Linked DNA regions of Mus musculus: region 2 is linked to region 1. Evidence: chromatin loops called from intact Hi-C (ENCODE). Cell type or tissue: gastrocnemius. All regions are shown on one strand. Each heading gives the region's core, and the rest is flanking DNA. Links, peaks and the distances in the headings are about the cores only.

The links. Peaks named below come from ENCODE experiments on the same cell type or tissue, not always from the same donor. Only the 100,000 strongest peaks of a DNase experiment are listed, where the experiment ranks them.
Region 2: a loop joins it to region 1, with 8 times the contacts of the local background. A loop is called at or near these places in 2 of 42 quality-filtered maps.

Annotation. Positions count from the first base shown.
Region 1 is chrX:74,448,920-74,457,257 of GRCm38, forward strand. It overlaps Ikbkg (inhibitor of kappaB kinase gamma), which reads left to right. Exons shown (of 10, transcript NM_010547.2): 10 at 1-4,859. Among named protein-coding and RNA genes, the nearest start is that of Ikbkg, 23 kb to the left of the region's middle. In gastrocnemius, for the core only: a CTCF peak has its summit at 4,017 (motif pointing right); no DNase peak of the experiment used is centred there.
Region 2 is chrX:74,876,690-74,885,027 of GRCm38, forward strand. No RefSeq gene overlaps it. Among named protein-coding and RNA genes, the nearest start is that of Gm39521, 21 kb to the left of the region's middle. In gastrocnemius, for the core only: a CTCF peak has its summit at 3,631 (motif pointing left); no DNase peak of the experiment used is centred there; H3K4me3 peaks cover 283 bases.

The DNA of each region.
Region 1 (8,338 bases), core at 35-8,034:
GAATTTGCTTAAGTGTCTTTTTCTGGGGCATGTGGGCCCTTTTTAATTCCTCTGATGTAACTTGGATTTTCATAATTCCTACCCATTTTTCTGTTGGGACATTGCCATTTGTTCTTGGGCTTTGTAGAGCTTTTTGATTATCAGTCAGGTTGGTTTTGACTATTACAGAAGTGCACCCCTTGTTCCACATTGATTGTTAGTGTTTTGGGGCCTAGAAGCTGTTTTATACTCCTACTTACCCATTCTTTACTCCTAGTTTTTTGACTTTGGAATTATGACTGCTTTGTCAACAGAAAGGTATTTCACATGTATGCTTTCCTTTTTCTAGCCCCAGTGTGCTCTTGTTTTTGCCAAGCACATTGTTACCTTCTGTGAATGGTGGTGGCCATAGTTCATCACACTCCTGGAGTTTGTGATCACATGTTCTTCACCAGCCAAAATGTCCTAGGGAACCATTTAGCAGTGACTGACTGATCACAGAAAAGGGAACACTTCACTTGTTTTGCAAGGTTCTAGACATTTTGTGGGACCTTACCGTCATTGGTATTAGACCTGCAGTTCTAGTAAAGGAAAGGAAGTTGTAGTTGAGAAAGCAATAAATATGCCTTGCTCATTCCTTAGGTCTAAATCCTTCCTGCCCTCCTGTAAGCTTTCATGGTTCTGAGTGGTATCTGTGAATCCATCCCGGGGGCTTTTATTTACATGGTTTCTTTCCCATTAAGAGTGAGAAGGCTAAGTAGAATTCAGATTATAAAAAAGGATTTAAAAAGTAATCCTGAGCTGGGGGCTTTCTCGGAATTTTCAGGGGATGCAGAGTAAGTTTTCCATTTCCTAATTCCCAGGTATCTATCAGAAAGATCTTTAGGAAAATGTTAAAGGAACAAACAAGTTCTTTGCTTATGTGTTTTCATTTAAATACCTAATCTATAATTTTCCTTTAGGAATACTATTGGTTTAGGTTGAGTCCAGTTTTGTGGTGGTATATATCACTTTTCTATAGCTGCTTTAAAATTTTTCCTAAACTTGGAAGAGCAAGAACAACAACAACAACAACAACAACAACAAATCACTCTTTCCTGTCTGGAAGCCACATATTAAGTTTTTTCTGGAGGCTGTGAGAATCAATTCCAGGCATTCTCTTAACTTTCAGTGGTTTGTGGTAGTCCTTGGTGTTGCTTGGCTCATAGACCCATCACTCCAGTTTCTGGTTCTAGGGCCTTGTGGTTTCTTCCTCTCTTCTGTCTCATAAGGAAACCATGTTGTGCATGTGGGGTCTATTTGATTAGATTAAGGAGGATCTCCAGTTCAAGACCCTTAACTCATTCCACCTACCAAGATCCTTTCCCCAAATAAAGTCTTGTTCTCACATTATGGGGGTTTGGGCTTATATAACCCGGAGTATGGATATCATCAGAACCTGAGTAAATGCAGCCCAAAGGCAGGGCCTTTAAAGCCTTGTAATTCTGCTAGAGAGACCTGGTCTCTAGGGTGATGACCAGTAGTCTTCAGAGTTTGAAGGCAGACCCTTGTCAGTGCTTGATGCTGTTAGTAGGGTCAGTGGGAATGATTGGGAAAGGCAGGTTGGCTATAGTAGGAGAGAGCTGTTGGGCTGCCTGCAGTGGCTGCATGAGCTTCACGCTTCTTGGATAAACAGAGATGCATAGGTGCATTTCTGACCAGTACTTTATCCTGAAAGGGTCCCAGAAAGCAGGTGTGACCCAGGTTACACAGTAGGAAGCTTGAAAACATGGGCTTCATGCACTGGTCAAGACAAATCTGAGGGTGGCACAAGGTAATGGTTGGGACCTAGTACCCTTCTAGAAGGTGGGAGCCCTTGCCACCGACTTACCCTGCAGTATGGTGTATGATTAACCGTACATCAAAGATTTGAGATTCTACCATCTTTTTGACATGAGACATGCTCTTTTCTTTTGCAGAATTACTTAAGCTAGAACTGGAAAAAGTGGTCGTTCCATTCCCCTCAGGAATTAGTCTACTTGCTTTTGCACAAATTTTATGTGGCCTCTGGCAGACAACTTTTAGATCCATACAGCTAGAAGCATGCCCTTTCCAGAAGACCTGTTCTGGAATAGATAGTGCTTCTTATGTATGCTCTCTTCCTGTTGGCCCATGCCCAAGAGAAAACCAGAGAGCCAGTAAGACAGTACAGAGTGCTTCACCTACTGAAGTAATAAACGATAAGGCAGATTGTAGGTAGGAATGATATCTAAAAAGGAACAATTGCAGCCCTGTGTGTGACACCCTCAGGCAAGGTAAGGCCTACCTTTTAGTGTTTCCCCTTTCAAGGTGGGAGTTTGGAGAGATGAACAAGCACTTTGGAAGCATCCCCAGCCCTCTTTACCTGACAACAGTTTGGTCCTCACAGTGACTGCTTCATTGGAGTGCCTCTCCAGTGTTATGGCACCATCATCTGTTACCACCCAAGGCTGTGATGAAATAAGATACAACATATCCGATGACACAGGCCTGCATGGCTAGCATCTTGAACATTTTATTACATGAACATTCTCTGTACGATGGTATAAAAAGGCCCGAGGATTAAATTATGTATAAAATATGAAATAAAGAAGTAAGACTTTCAAGCATGCACTCTGTCCTCCCTTGTTGGATGTAGGGGTAGGATTGCCAGTAACAAAGGTTTTCTTTGCTATTTCTATCTCTTTAATTCCCCTGTATTACATAGGAAGTAGCTGTTACACACAGCTCTGAGGTTTCTTCTGCCTATGGCTGAGGAAAGCTCATTATTGACACAACAGAGTGGTGAAAGGGGCCAAGTCAACTAATTTGGGGCTTGAATTTCCTGTGGTTGCAGCAACAAAGTACCACACGTTAGGGAGCTTAGGCAACAGATTTCCTCTCCCTGTTAAGGATGGCAGGCATCTGAGAAGTGGGTTCCTCATAAGGGATAACCCATTCCAGTGCCCCTCTCCAGTGTGTGGCAGGTCCCAGAAATTCTTAGTTTTCTCTAGTTGTACCTGCATCTCTGCCTCTGCCACTTTTGTCACATGGCCATCTTGTGTTTCCTTTTTATAAGCACACCAGTGTTGTATACAGGTGGGTATTTGGAAACATGGAAGCATTTTGTTCAGTATCTAGTGACAGTGATGGAAAGAGATGATTTGCAGAGAAGGTCAGAGCAGCATGAGGGTCTTAGGTATGGAGCTGCAGCCAACATTATGGACATGGAAGAGAGGGATTGCTGGACTTTTGGTTTCCTGCCTGGGTACCTGGACAATCTATCTACCATTGGGAGGACTAGGTAACAGTGGAAGTTAGTTATGAGAGAAGTTGTTTGATGTTCAATTCTGATCTAGCCAGGCTCAGTGTGAGATGTCCTGGGTCCCTTCATCTTGCCTTGACTGTTAGGTGCAGTTTCATATTGAAACTGCAGGCTCTTTTTTATCCATTGCTACTGGCAACCAGTGTGATCTGGTAAATCTGTTTCCACTTTGCTTAGTGCTCTCCACTGATTTTCTGTTACTTGAGACCTAAACTCCATCTTCAGCCTTGTGTTGATCTAATGTCATGTCAACTTCTCTAAAAGCTCAGCCAATTCTACACTGGCCTTCTATTCCTTTCCTCAAACCACTTAGCACTTTTTTTTTTTAAATTTTTTTAGATTTATTTATTTATTTATTATATGTAAGTACACTGTAGTTGTCTTCAGACACTCCAGAAAAGGAGTCAGATCTTGTTACGGATGGTTGTGAGCCACCATGTGGTTGCTGGGATTTGAACTCCAGACCTTTGGAAGAGCAGTAGGGTGCTCTTACCCACTGAGCCATCTCACCAGCCCAGCACTTCTGTTTCTTAAGGCTGTTGCTCCTGTTGTCTCCTTTGCTGAGAAAGTTCTGTTCCCTAATTTGTACTGTTGACTACTTTTTGTCATCCATATAAGTGTAAACAAAAGTTCTTTCATCTGATCTCTTCATCCTAAATCATACTACCCTGTTTTAACTCACATTACTACCACTGACCTTTTCTAGTGTTTTTTTCTTTTCTACCACTAGAGGGAGACAGAAGCCGTATCAATTTAGTCGTATACTCAACACAGGGAAACTGCATTTACTGATGGCTGAGCTTGTCTGAGACGATATCAGGATTCCCCTGCCAATATCTTCATGGACGTCACTTGTCACCATAATTGGTGACTTATAGAAGTTATTAATGTACTAGAAATTATAGTACAGAAATCTTATTTTAGGACTATAGTACCAATAGCCTTTTTTTGTGGTGCTGGGGATAGAACCCAGGGTCTTTCACATGTAAGCATTCATACCATCACTGAGCTACAATCCCTGGTTATCAGCTTCTCACTTTATTTACCTTCCCCTGACTTTGACAGCCCTGTCTAGTTTGGAACTTATTATGTAATCCACGATGGCCTTGAATTTACAGCCATCCTCAGCCTCTCCAGTGCTAGGATTATAAATATATCTGACTAGCTTATTTTTTTCATTTTGTTCAGGTTTTTAATGAGTGTCTTGGTTTCAGATATGAAAAACAGAATTTGGAAGAAAGCCAGTTGGGCCAGTCTGTGGTAGAGCATGCACTCAAAGTTGAAGCAAGATGTTAATGAGTTCTAGGCTGGCTTAGGCTTCATAGCAAGATCCTATCTCATAAAACAAAAAGTTAACTGGTGATTCCCTGGAGGTGAGAGGGGTGAGGAGAGAGTGATAGTTAATGAATACAAAGTTCTTTGAGGGAAAATGAGAATATTCTGAAATTGGCTATGGCGATACTCATACATTTGTGAATGTGCAAGGAACACTTCAGATGAATGACTTTTGTTGTATATGGATTAGGTTGCAATAAAACTGGCATTTAAAATGTTATCTAAGCCCTGCAGTTTTCCAGAACTTTTTGTGACAACGAAGATGATATAAAAAGAGTTGAATATTTGCTTTTGTTAAATTTAATTTTATTAATTTTTACTTATTCACTTTATATCTCGCTCACTGTCCCATTCCTGGTCACCCCCTCCCACAACCCTTCTCCCCAAATATTTGCTTTTGAAGCTGTTTGACAGGTGAACTATTGATGAGCTCTTGGCATTGTTCCACTAAGTAGAAGGGCAGAGCTGGAGGTGAGACATGTGTGACTGACTTTGTCTCACAAAATAGAATGATCACACCATAGCCTTTCTTCTGAGTTCCACAATTGGAACTAACTGAAGACTAGCAGTTGCCTCTAAATCAGCATGGACTGGACAACACATGGGCCCTACCTACTACACCAATAGAGGAACAAAATTAAGTGGGCAAGTATGATAGGTAGTGGCCAGTGGGAAAGAAGAGACCACCTAGGCACAGCAGCTTTTTTGATTTCACTGGTGCCAAGTATCCTAGGATCAGGGCTGGGATGGAATTTGATTTGTCAGTCTGGCAGGCCCATCCATGCTCTTATGGATTTAAAGATTGGCTCCATAGTTAAGTATATTAATGGAAAAGGGACACAGATGTGAAAAGGGTAAGGATATTTGCTCTAAATATTTTGTGTGACTGAAAGAAGAGTTTAGGATGGGTTACAATGTCACAATGGGCTGAGTTCTATGACCACTGTCTAGTGGTTCTTGACCTGTGGGTTGCAACCCTTTTGGGGTCACATATCAGATATCCTGCGTGTCAGATATTTACATTATGATGCATAACAGTAGCAAAATTACAGTTGTGGAGTAGCAATATGAAAATTAATGGGTGGGGGCTTACTACGGCATGACGAACTGTATTAAAGGTTGCAGCATTAGGAACGTTGAGAACCACTATGTGGGGCCCATTTTGGCTATAATAGGCAGAGTCACAGAAAGTGTAAGGAACTTACATCTGTGTTAGAATGAAAGGGAATCACACTATGTAGGAATCAGTGCATTAATGGGGAGACTTCACACTTGAAGATACAAAAGAGGGACTCCAAGCTGTAGAGGATCAGGTTTTGTGTTTACTAGAGAATTGACAGGTTCCAGGGTTAGGACAGAGAAAGCACAAGGAGCCAAATAATATTGTCCCAGAAATATAAGGATGCTCTTAAAGAAAAACTGAGACACATTTAGCTGCATTAGGCATAAAAATCAAAATGACTGCAGGCTGAAATAAAAGTGGGCACATAACAATAGCAACTGTTATTGCTATTGTGCCAGAATTACCTTGATAATTCTGAAGGTATCTTGAAGGGAAGCAGCAAGAATTTAATATATTTAGCAAATGATAGAACATTGCTGATAGTTATCAGGGTGAGATATTGGATTTTTCATTTAAAAATACTTATTTGCAAATTTTTTTCTCTTTTTTTCTTTTTATTTTGTTTGCAAATTATTTTTAGTTATGTATATGTATACATGTATGGAGTATGCACATAGGTACAGGTGTTTGTAGATGCTAGAGGATCTGACTGCCTGCAGCTGGAGTTACAGAGAGTTGTGGTCTGCCTGACATGGATGATAGAAAACAAACTTGGGTTCCCCGAAAGTGCAAATGCTCTTAACCAATAAGCCATCTCTCTAGCCTCATAGGATTTATTATTTTTATTTTTATTATTTCTAAATTTGAGATAATACAATTACATCATTTCTGTCTTTCCTTTCCTCCATCCAAACCTTTTCATATACTTCTCCTTGTTCTTTTTCAAATTTATGGTCTCATATTTCATTATTGTTTTACATACATACATGTATATGTATATACATATGCATGTATATATATACACATATACATGTGTGTATGTCTATGTTTCTAAATATATAAGTATGATCTGTTCATTCTGTATATTACATGACTTTTTAAAAATTATGTATTTATTGTATGTGCTATAGCAGATATACAGAGTGCAGAGGACAACTGGCATGAATGAGTCTGTTTTCTTATTCAGCCATATAGTTCCTAAGGCTGGAACTCAGGTTCTCTGGCTTGGTGGCAGTTGGTTTTTTTTTTTCCCCACTGAGACATCTAACTAGCTTTGGATTTGTTATTTTTTGTAAGGTGTCTTAGTGGATATTTATAAAACAACTAGGATATTCATAAGGTACATCATGGTGGGTTAGATCTTTAAGGTATTTTCCCTCATGTTCCTTTTTAAAAGCCCACAAAGTGTGGGTATCATCTGTTCCTGATATAACAGGAAGAACCTAAGTAGCTCTGAGGATGTTTATCTACTCCTGAAACCATCCTCCTACCTCAACCTGTTAGCTGCTGGATTACATGTGTGTATCCCTTGGCTCAGCTTGAAACACACACACACACACACACACACACACACACACACACACACACACACACCCTACACACAGCTTTCTCCCTGTAGCACTGGGTGTCTTAGAACTTGCTCTGTAGAATAGCTTGTCCTTGAACTCAGAGATCTGCTTGCCTTTGCCTCCTGAGTGCTGGGATTAAAGTCCTGCACCACCACTGGTTGGCAAACTTATCTTCTTTTAAAACAATATTATACAAGAATTATTTTATTGTAAAAAGTAAGTAAATCAAAAGCATCACACTGCTACATTAATGTAGCCACTCAAACTGTAAAAGTCCCCAGACTTTAGCACAACTGGTTACATGATGGAAATACCATTTAGGCTGTGAATGTACTTAGATAGCACCACCTGCCAAAACAAAAACAAAGACCTAAAATCCATCAAAGTCCATAGTTCTGGGAAAGTCTCTAAATATTCTAATCTTAACTCTTTTTTTGCTTCTGTAGTTCTTCTAGCTAACCATTTTTCTTAACTGAATTATGTTAACCAAGGATTTGTTTTTTGTGTTTAAAGGCACAACCTGAGAAAGGCTTGGGGGCTGCGCTGGGATCCCGAACACCCAGTGTAATTGCTGACTGACTAATAAAGACTTTCTATTGGCTTAAACCTATGTCTGAGCAGTCTTCTCTGTGGATACCCCATAATAAAATAAGCACTTGCCCACAACCTAAGGTTATATTTCTCAATGTACTCCTATATAGCTGTGTAGCTTCTTGGAGACACAATTATCTCAAAAAGAAGACTCATATTCAACCTGAAGACATTCATTAATAGAAGAGAGGATAAAATCACTTGATAATAGCATCTGACCATCAGGAAACACAGCCACCAAGGTATATAATTACATGGTTCTCTCAACTCTGCCCTCTGCTTACTCAGTCTCAGCCATGCAAATGAGGGGTTATATATGCTCTCCCATTTCTCTAACCTCCTTTAATTCTGAATCAATAATTAGTAACAAGGGTCTGTAGAGATGTCTCAGTGGCTAAGAGCACTTGATGTTCTTCAGAGGACCTGGGTTCAGTTCACAGCATCTACATGGCAGCTCACAAGTGTTTTTAACTCCAGTTT
Region 2 (8,338 bases), core at 287-8,286, 430 kb after region 1:
GGTAAATGCAAATCTTTGCCTATCTTGAGGACATAAAGGTATAGAGAAAAAACAATCTTTAATATCTATAATTATAATTTCCCAATTTTTAGGTAGGGCGGAGAGCAATGGGAGCCCTCGCTGAACTGATCCAAACAGGCGCATTTGTGCATTAATTGCTCTAAGATCATGTAATAAACGCCATTTGCCAGATGTTTTCTTAATTACAAAAATAGGTGTATTCCAGGGTGAGGTAGAGGGCTCTAAATGACCTAAGCGTAGCTGCTCAGAGACCAGTTTTGTGGCTGCTTCTAATTTTTCAGAGGATAGAGGCCATTGAGGAACCCAGACATTCTCCTCTGTAATCCATGGTATGGGCATGGAACCCTCAACAGCTGATTCTAGAAAAAACCCAAGCCTTGTCTTCCTTTATTACCCTCTTGAGGAATAGGTTCAAGTCTACCCTGCTCTCTTTTCCCTAATCCCTTTCCCTCTTTATAGCCCATTTTCTTCATCATTTGAACAGCTTGTGGTGAGTACTCATTAGTCAAGGTTATTCCTAGTGCCTGTAAAATGTCTCTCCCCCAAAGATTAACTGGGAGTGGTAAGACATAGGGAGTAAACCTTCCCGTTTGACCTTCAGGTGCTTGCCAGCTCAGAGTGCGAGAGCTGATAGTGGGGCAGGACTGATAGCCTAACCCTTGCAAAGAATGTGATGACTGAGTAACGGGCCAAGCTTTCGGCCACCAGTGGGAAGAGATGATACTTTTATCTGCTCCTGTATCTAGAATCCCTTTGAAGTGTTTCCCTTCTATAACTAACTCTAAAGTTGGCCTGGAATCAAGAGGCATTATTAAGTAAGCAGAATCATTTTTAGCAGAGCCAATTTCTCTAGCAGCTTGAAGGACACCAGGGGAGGGGGAGTAGCCATGTAGGCTTGGCAAGACTATTAGCTGAGCTATTTTATCTCCTTGTGCTATAGAAAAAACACCTTGAGGACAGGAACAAAGAACTTGAAGTTCCCCCTCATAGTCTTGATTTACGACTCCAGGGTGGATAATGAGGCCTTGTAAAGCCAAGGAGGCCTGGCCCAGTATTAGGCCAACACTTCTGGATGGCAGAGGCCCTTTGAAGTCAGTGGGAATGGGCTGCATCCCCATTGAGGGTGTCAGCATGAATCGAGTGATGGCACAGAGATCCACTCTTGCTGAGACTTCTGCAGCTCTGTGGACTGTAGTGTCTGCCTGTTGTGAGCTGGGATCCCATATGTTTTGGGGCCCTGGGACCTGGGGCCCAGAAACTCATTTTTTGAATTGTCTTCACTTCTTTCTGCCTGAGGTCCAGACTGAATAAATCTGCCTCTGACGTCTTTAATTGAACGACACTCACTGGCTCGATGATAGCCTTTTCCACACCTGGTACATAGCCCTAGCACTTTCCCTTTTACGAGTGCCTGGCAGTCTCTTCTCATATGCCCTGGTTTGCCACAGTTATAGCAGACCCTGTTATTACTATTTGTATCTGAATGCCTTTGGCCTTGCAGGATGGCAGCCGCTAACCCTGCATTAGATAAGGGGCCTCCAAGCTCACGGCATACCCTTAACCAATCTTGCAGTCCTTTGCTCTTTCTAGGTGTAATTGCTGCTCTGCATTCTTGAGTGGCTTGCTCATAAATCAACTGTTCCACTAAAGGCATTGCCTGTTCAGAGTCTCCAAAAATTCTGTCTGCTGCCTCTGTCATTCTAGCTACAAAGTCTGAGAATGACTCCTGAGGATTTTGTATAATTTTTGTCAAGTATCTTCCAGACTCTCCCTTTTTGGAAAGTGCCTTCCACGCCTTAATGGCAGCAGTGGAGATTTGATTGTATGCTCCCCAATCATAATTCGTCTGATTATTAGCATATTGCCCTTGTCCTGTTAATAATTCAAATGTCCAATTTCTCTGATTGCCTTCAGCAGTGGCATTAACTTTGGCCTGTGTCTGAGAAGCATCATGCCACAACGCTTTCCACTCCATATATTGCCCCATATTAGGGAGTGCAGCCTTCACTGTTGTCTGCCAGTCTCCTGGGGTCATGGCTAAAGTAGCAAATCTTTCAATTTGGGAGATAGTGAAGTTGGCACTAACTCCATAATTGCGAACCGACTCAGCAAGTTCTTTTATCTGAGTATACTCCATGGGGGCGTGTACTCGCCCTCAATCTGCAGCTTCAAAGACAGGAAATGCCTGATATAATTTTTTCTTTTCCTCCTTTGAAAGAAAAGAATCAGAATAAAATTTCTCCACATAAGGTGGAGGTGTATTGAGACTAGAAGGCCCAGAGGTGGCCTGTTCTGTGTCTCCAGTAACTTTTAATTTTTTCTCTGATTTCTTCACTCGCCTTTCCTCTGGATGGTATCTTTCTTTTTTATAATGAGCTGCCTCATAATGTGACTCCTCTTCCTCAGAGGAGCTAAGCTCATCTGCTTTTAAACTATCAAGCTTCAAAGCCTCTAGTTCCTTTACCGGATAAAGGCTTTTCCTTTTCTGAACTTTCTCCTTTTCCTTTTTCTCTCCCTGAGGATTTATCCTCAAATTTTTCACTTCCTCTGACTCAAGGTCTCTGGAAGGGCTTTTTTCTTTGTGCACATTTTCCTTTTTTAGAGCTCTTTACCTTTCACACCATTCCGTTTCTGCCATACTGTCCTGTACTTCTTCTAATATTGCCTGCCCTGTTATTATTGCTGGATGGCATCTCTCATCCTCCAGGCACGATCTCACCAGTTTCCATAATGGCATGGTCCCTGCCTTTAATTTCCCATTCTGTTGTTCCTTAGCTAAGTCTTCCCTTAATTTCTCCCAAGAGGAAAGAGTTAACGACCCTGAACACGCGTACCAAGGTGATATACGTTCTATTTCCTTAATGAACGTTTCTAAGGTTCTTGTAGAAACTTTTATCTCTCGCTGTTTTAAAACAGAGTGTAGAGCTGTAGTTACAGAATGTGAATTTCCCATACTGCTCCCTTATCTACGAGAGGCTTAAATATGAGACAAGCACTGCGGCTTATATACGTCCGTCTGATCGTGCTTAACAGCATTCAAAACTTTTTCTTTCAGCGCCACTTCTGGTGAGTGCAGGATCAAACCGGGAGAAATAGGGTTAACACAGCCAGCATGAGAACAAAAGGCTTTCAGTTAAGGGGAGGGATTAAGAAGGATCAGAGTTACTTACAAGGATTCAGCATGCTCTCGGAATTCCAAAATCCACCGTGGTTCTGAATCTGCTCCGGTTGGTCGGAGGGTCTCCTCTAGGTGCCGCGTTGTTAAGGCGTTTTTTCCCGGGTTTCGGCACCAAGTATCCTGAGCTTATCCCCGTCCCGCGGGAAATAAACACAGGACACACCAGATTCTTCCACGGTTAACTTTTACTTCTATATCATATTGAGGTAGACAAAGAAAGCTCAGAAAGTGTGTGGCTTAAATACTTTTGGTGACGTGTCTAAACTAGGACTGGTAGCAACACCCATGATCCTCATGCACCCTGGGGATAGGTTAAAGCCCCCAGGGGTTGGGCAAAAGCCTCGGAGAAGGACTGGTGATTTTGGCTGGCTGTGCTCTCGCAGCTGCGCACAATGAGGTTTAGCACCATCTAGTGGCGGCACGTAGATTGCAGCCCTTTACAGTCTTGGGTGTTCCCAATCCTTCTATCTGTCCATGGCTTGTTTTGGATGGGTGTCAGGCCTCTCTGAGAGCCCTGGCTGCTGCCTCCTGAATGATGAGGCTTTGTGTGCAGATGGACCAGCACAGACTCAGGATCCTGCCTAGGTTGGGTTGAGCAGTTACCTATGATAGGTCCCATCTGTACAAGTTCCCAGGAGAAGGGCTGTGTGAGGGAGGAGTGGTGGTTTGGCTCTCAGAGAGACCCCTTGATACCCAAGGCCTAGGTGGAATTAAGACTCAGCCAGACCAATCCTCTCAAGATCCTGTCTGCACAGATGGCAATGGGCTTCACATAAGCACTGTATATAAAGGCTGGAGCCTTTCACTTCACTCATTCAAGAGACAGTGAGTGGTACAGTTCTGTTGGAGGCCGGTGCTGAGAGGAACATTATTGTCACCACCATGCAGTACTTCTTTCACCCATATGTAAAAAATAAAATCTGATGGGGCCTACAAAACAGTCACAGGAACCAACGAGTAGGTTTAGCAAGATTCTTGCGTGCAGGCTGTTTGGACACAGGTAGGCACCACTTCACAAACACAAACAATTACCACACCCACACACCTCCCCACCCACACACACATGAACACACACTGCTATTCTACACTAATCTGAAAGGCCTGGGAGTCACAGAATTCCCACTCTGCTGTATGAAGCCAGAGGGGAGAGCAGACAATGAGGAAGACAAGGGTAGACCTAGGCCTCAAGCTCTTCATGCCCCGTCTAGCTCACAGCCTTCTGCATCTGAGGGTGGCCATGGCAGTTTTATTCCAGTGAGGGACCCAGAAGGTACTGGTAGCCAGGTTTTTCCAGGCAGTCTCAGTCCCCAGACCCCTGTGGAGTCAGGAGTGGCAGCTGCAGAGGCAGCCGTCCTTCCCCAGATACCAAATGTCTCTGGACCCAGTAGAGATGCTTCAACAACTGGAAGTCAACTCCTGGGGTTGTTACCTTTCATAGGACACACTTTGCAGGAGCTACAGGAACATAGGGAAGCTAAAGCAGACATTTGTGACAGTGCCTGTCAGGGAGTCATGTGAGAGAATAATAACACTGAAAATTTGGCCTTTGGTGTGTGTGTGTGTGTGTGTGTGTGTGTGTGTGAGTGTGTGTGTGTGTGTGTGTGTGTGTGTGTGTGTGATATTTTTAATGCAGTGAAGAACATATGCACCATGCAGCAAATGCTGAAAGCTGCTGGGACACTTATGTATGTTTCCAGTGCTGATCCAATCTCATTTTTCACACTGATACAAATGGAACCCTTCAATATGGATTTCCTCTAAGCTGTCTCACCCACATGTGCCACTGATTCGGAGGACCACAGAAACCCCCAGCATGGCATTATTCATGGGTTATACAGTATAACCCAGGGGTTATTCAGAGTGCCTGTGCAAGCAGGTCTTATCTGTCTTGGACAGTCTAAGATGTTAAGACACTGATAGATGGTTCCATTCACACCTTCACCAAAATTGACCATTTGGTCTGAGAATGCCACCTTATACAAGGAAGCTCCACATTCTTCACCAGGCAGGCATAACCTAATGGGGTTGATGTTCCTTAGTGAGAAGCCCCATTTTAACTCCTTTGGTGATCCAAGAAAGGGTCATTACCTGCATGTACTGCTGGCACTAAGGCCTCTTTCCATATAAGAATTTAATATGAGTCTCTTATTGCTACTGTCCAAAATAGCTGATGATTACTTTAAAAAAGAACCTAGTGAAGGCATTAAGGGGGAAATTTTCCTGCAACAGCAGTATCAGTGAGCCTCCAGAATATGGGATGCAATTCAGCTACAGGGTGACCAGTGCAAAAGAACATGCCAGTTCTGATAGAGACTAGATGAGCTAAGGATGATCAGCTGAAGGTTCAGTAGCTCTCTGGAGCTTAAGTGAGGATTTCTGAGCAATGAGTAAAATTTCCATTCTGTCCCCTGTCACAAGACTGAGAAACTCACAGCTTGTATAATGTAACCATTTGGGGTACCTTTAAAAAAATACTTGGACTTTTTTCTTTTCTTTGCTTTGCTTTGCTTTGCTTTGCTTTGCTTTGCTTTGCTTAGCTTTTTTCAGCTTTATAAGGCTGACATAGATGAGCCCTATAATGGAGCTTCCTCATAAGATGGCTACTAATTATTGCAGGTATTTTACAGTGACTGTTTAGCTCCACTGGTCAGGACAAACTGGATGTTTTCCTTGTGTAAATGTTGGGAATCATCAGCCTGCAGCTTACTATTATATTTGAGGCCTTCCTTCCTTCCTTCCTTCCTTCCTTCCTTCCTTCCTTCCTTCCTCCCTCCCTTTCTCTCTCTCTCTCTCTCTCTCTCTCTGTCTCTCTCTCTCTCTTTCTTTCTTTCTGTCTTTCTTTCCTTATTTCTTTCTTTCTTTCTTTCTTTCTTTCTTTCTTTCTTTCTTTCCTTTATCTTCCTTCCTTCCTTCCTTCCTTCCTTCCTTTCTTTCTTTAGTCCTTCCGTCCCTGCTTTCTTGCTTTCTCCCTCCCTCCCTCCATCCTTCCCTCCCTCCCTCCCTCTCTCCCTCCCTCCCTCCTCCCTCCCTTAACTCCTCACTTCATTCATTTCTTTCTCGCTTCCTTCCTCCCACCCTCCCCCCTCCCTTATTTCCTACTTTCCTTCCTTCTTTTTGAAACCAGATACTCTTAATTTAGGGGTATCCAAACCATGGAATGTGTTGCCAGATTAGTATCATTTAAACATGTGACAGGGAACAAATACCAAAATGGTACCTAATCAGTCACTTAGCTGGATATAGAACCTGCAACTCACCAGCAGCAGCTGCCTGATTCTATATGAAGGAACAAACTGGTTTTGGATTTTTTCTCTTTACAGCTTTAATGTGATATAATTTATTTGAAACTTAGTTTTAATAAAACAGGTTTTCTGAAATAAGTAAGTATATAAATAAATAGGCAGAGCCTTGCAAGTGATTCCACTTAGCAGGATAGGGTGGGAATGTTTTCTAGTGATTCAGTTTCCTGCTAAATGGTGGCACTCATGGAGCAAGGAACTATCGTTCTCTCTTAGGATGTAGAAGAGTAGTAAGCAGCCATGCCTACTGAGGGACAAGGGGCACAGGCTTTCTCATTCTCTTTCTCACCCCCACCCCCATTTTCCTAAAAATTAGCAACTGCAGAAGAACATTCCAGTTACCAAGTAAAACTTGAGTTGAGCTCAGTGTTAGAACTCTGGTTGCCAACTTGTCATTCCTGATGATCAGGGTTTTTTTTTTCATTTTGCCTATTGCCTGTTTTGTCCTGAGAAAGGGCTCCACACAGCACAGGCTGGCCTCAGAATCAGCATGTAGCCAAGTACCACTTTGAACTCCTGCACTTGCTGCATCTACTGATAGAGTGCATGAATCACGGACCCATAAACCCCTCCCACCACCACCTGGTACCACCAACTAGGATCAATCCACTATCCCACATTTCACAACACCAAGCCTTTCATTGGAACACAATGAAACACCAATCTTTCATTGGGACACAATGAAAGCATTTCTAAGAGGGAAACTCATAGCTCTGAGTGCCTCCAAGAAGAAACTGGAGAGAGCACACACTAGCAGCTTGACAACACATCTAAAAGCTCTAGAAAAAAAGGAAGAAAATTCACCCAAGAGGAGTAGACTGCAGGAAATAATCAAACTCAGGGGTGAAATCAACCAAGTGGAAACAAGAAGAACTATTCAAAGAATTAACCAAACAAGGAGTTGGTTCTTTGAGAAAATCAACAAGATAGATAAACCCTTAGCTAGACTCACTAGAGGGCACAGGGACAATATCCTAATTAACAAAATCAGAAATGAAAAGAGAGACATAATAACAGATCCTGAAGAAATGCAAAACACCATCAGATCCTTCTACAAAAAGGCTATATTCAACAAAACTGGAAAACCTGGACGAAATGGACAAATTTCTAGACAGATACCAGGTACCCAAGTTAAATCAGGATCAAGTTAACGATCTAAACAGTCCCATATCCCCTAAAGAAATAGAATCAGTCACTAATAGTCTCCCAGTCAAAAAAGCCCAGGACCAGATGGGTTTAGTGCAGAGTCCTACCAGACCTTCAAAGAAGATCTAATCCCAGTTCTGCACAAACTATTCCACAAAATAGAGGTAAGGGAACTCTACCCAACTCATTCTATGAAGCCACAATTACTCTGATACCTAAACCTCAGAAAGATCCAACAAAGATAGAGAACTTCAGACCAATTTCTCTTATGAATATCGATGCAAAAATCCTCAATAAAATTCTCGCTAACCGAATCTAAGAACACATTAAAGCAATCATCCATCCTGACCAAGTAGGTTTTATTCCAGGGATGCAGGGATGGTTTAATATACGAAAATCCATCAATGTAATCCATTATATAAACAAACTCAAAGACAAAAACCACATGATCATCTCATTAGGTGCAGAAAAAGCATTTGACAAGATCCAACATCCATTCATGATAAAAGACTTGGAAAGATCAGGAATTCAAGGCCCATACCTAAACATGATAAAAGCAATCTACAGCAAACCAGTAGTCAACACCAAAGTAAATGGTGAGAAGCTTGAAGCAATCCCACTAAAATCAGGGACTAGACAAGGCTGCCCACTTTCTCCCTTCCTCTTCAACATAGTACTTGAAGTCCTAGCCAGA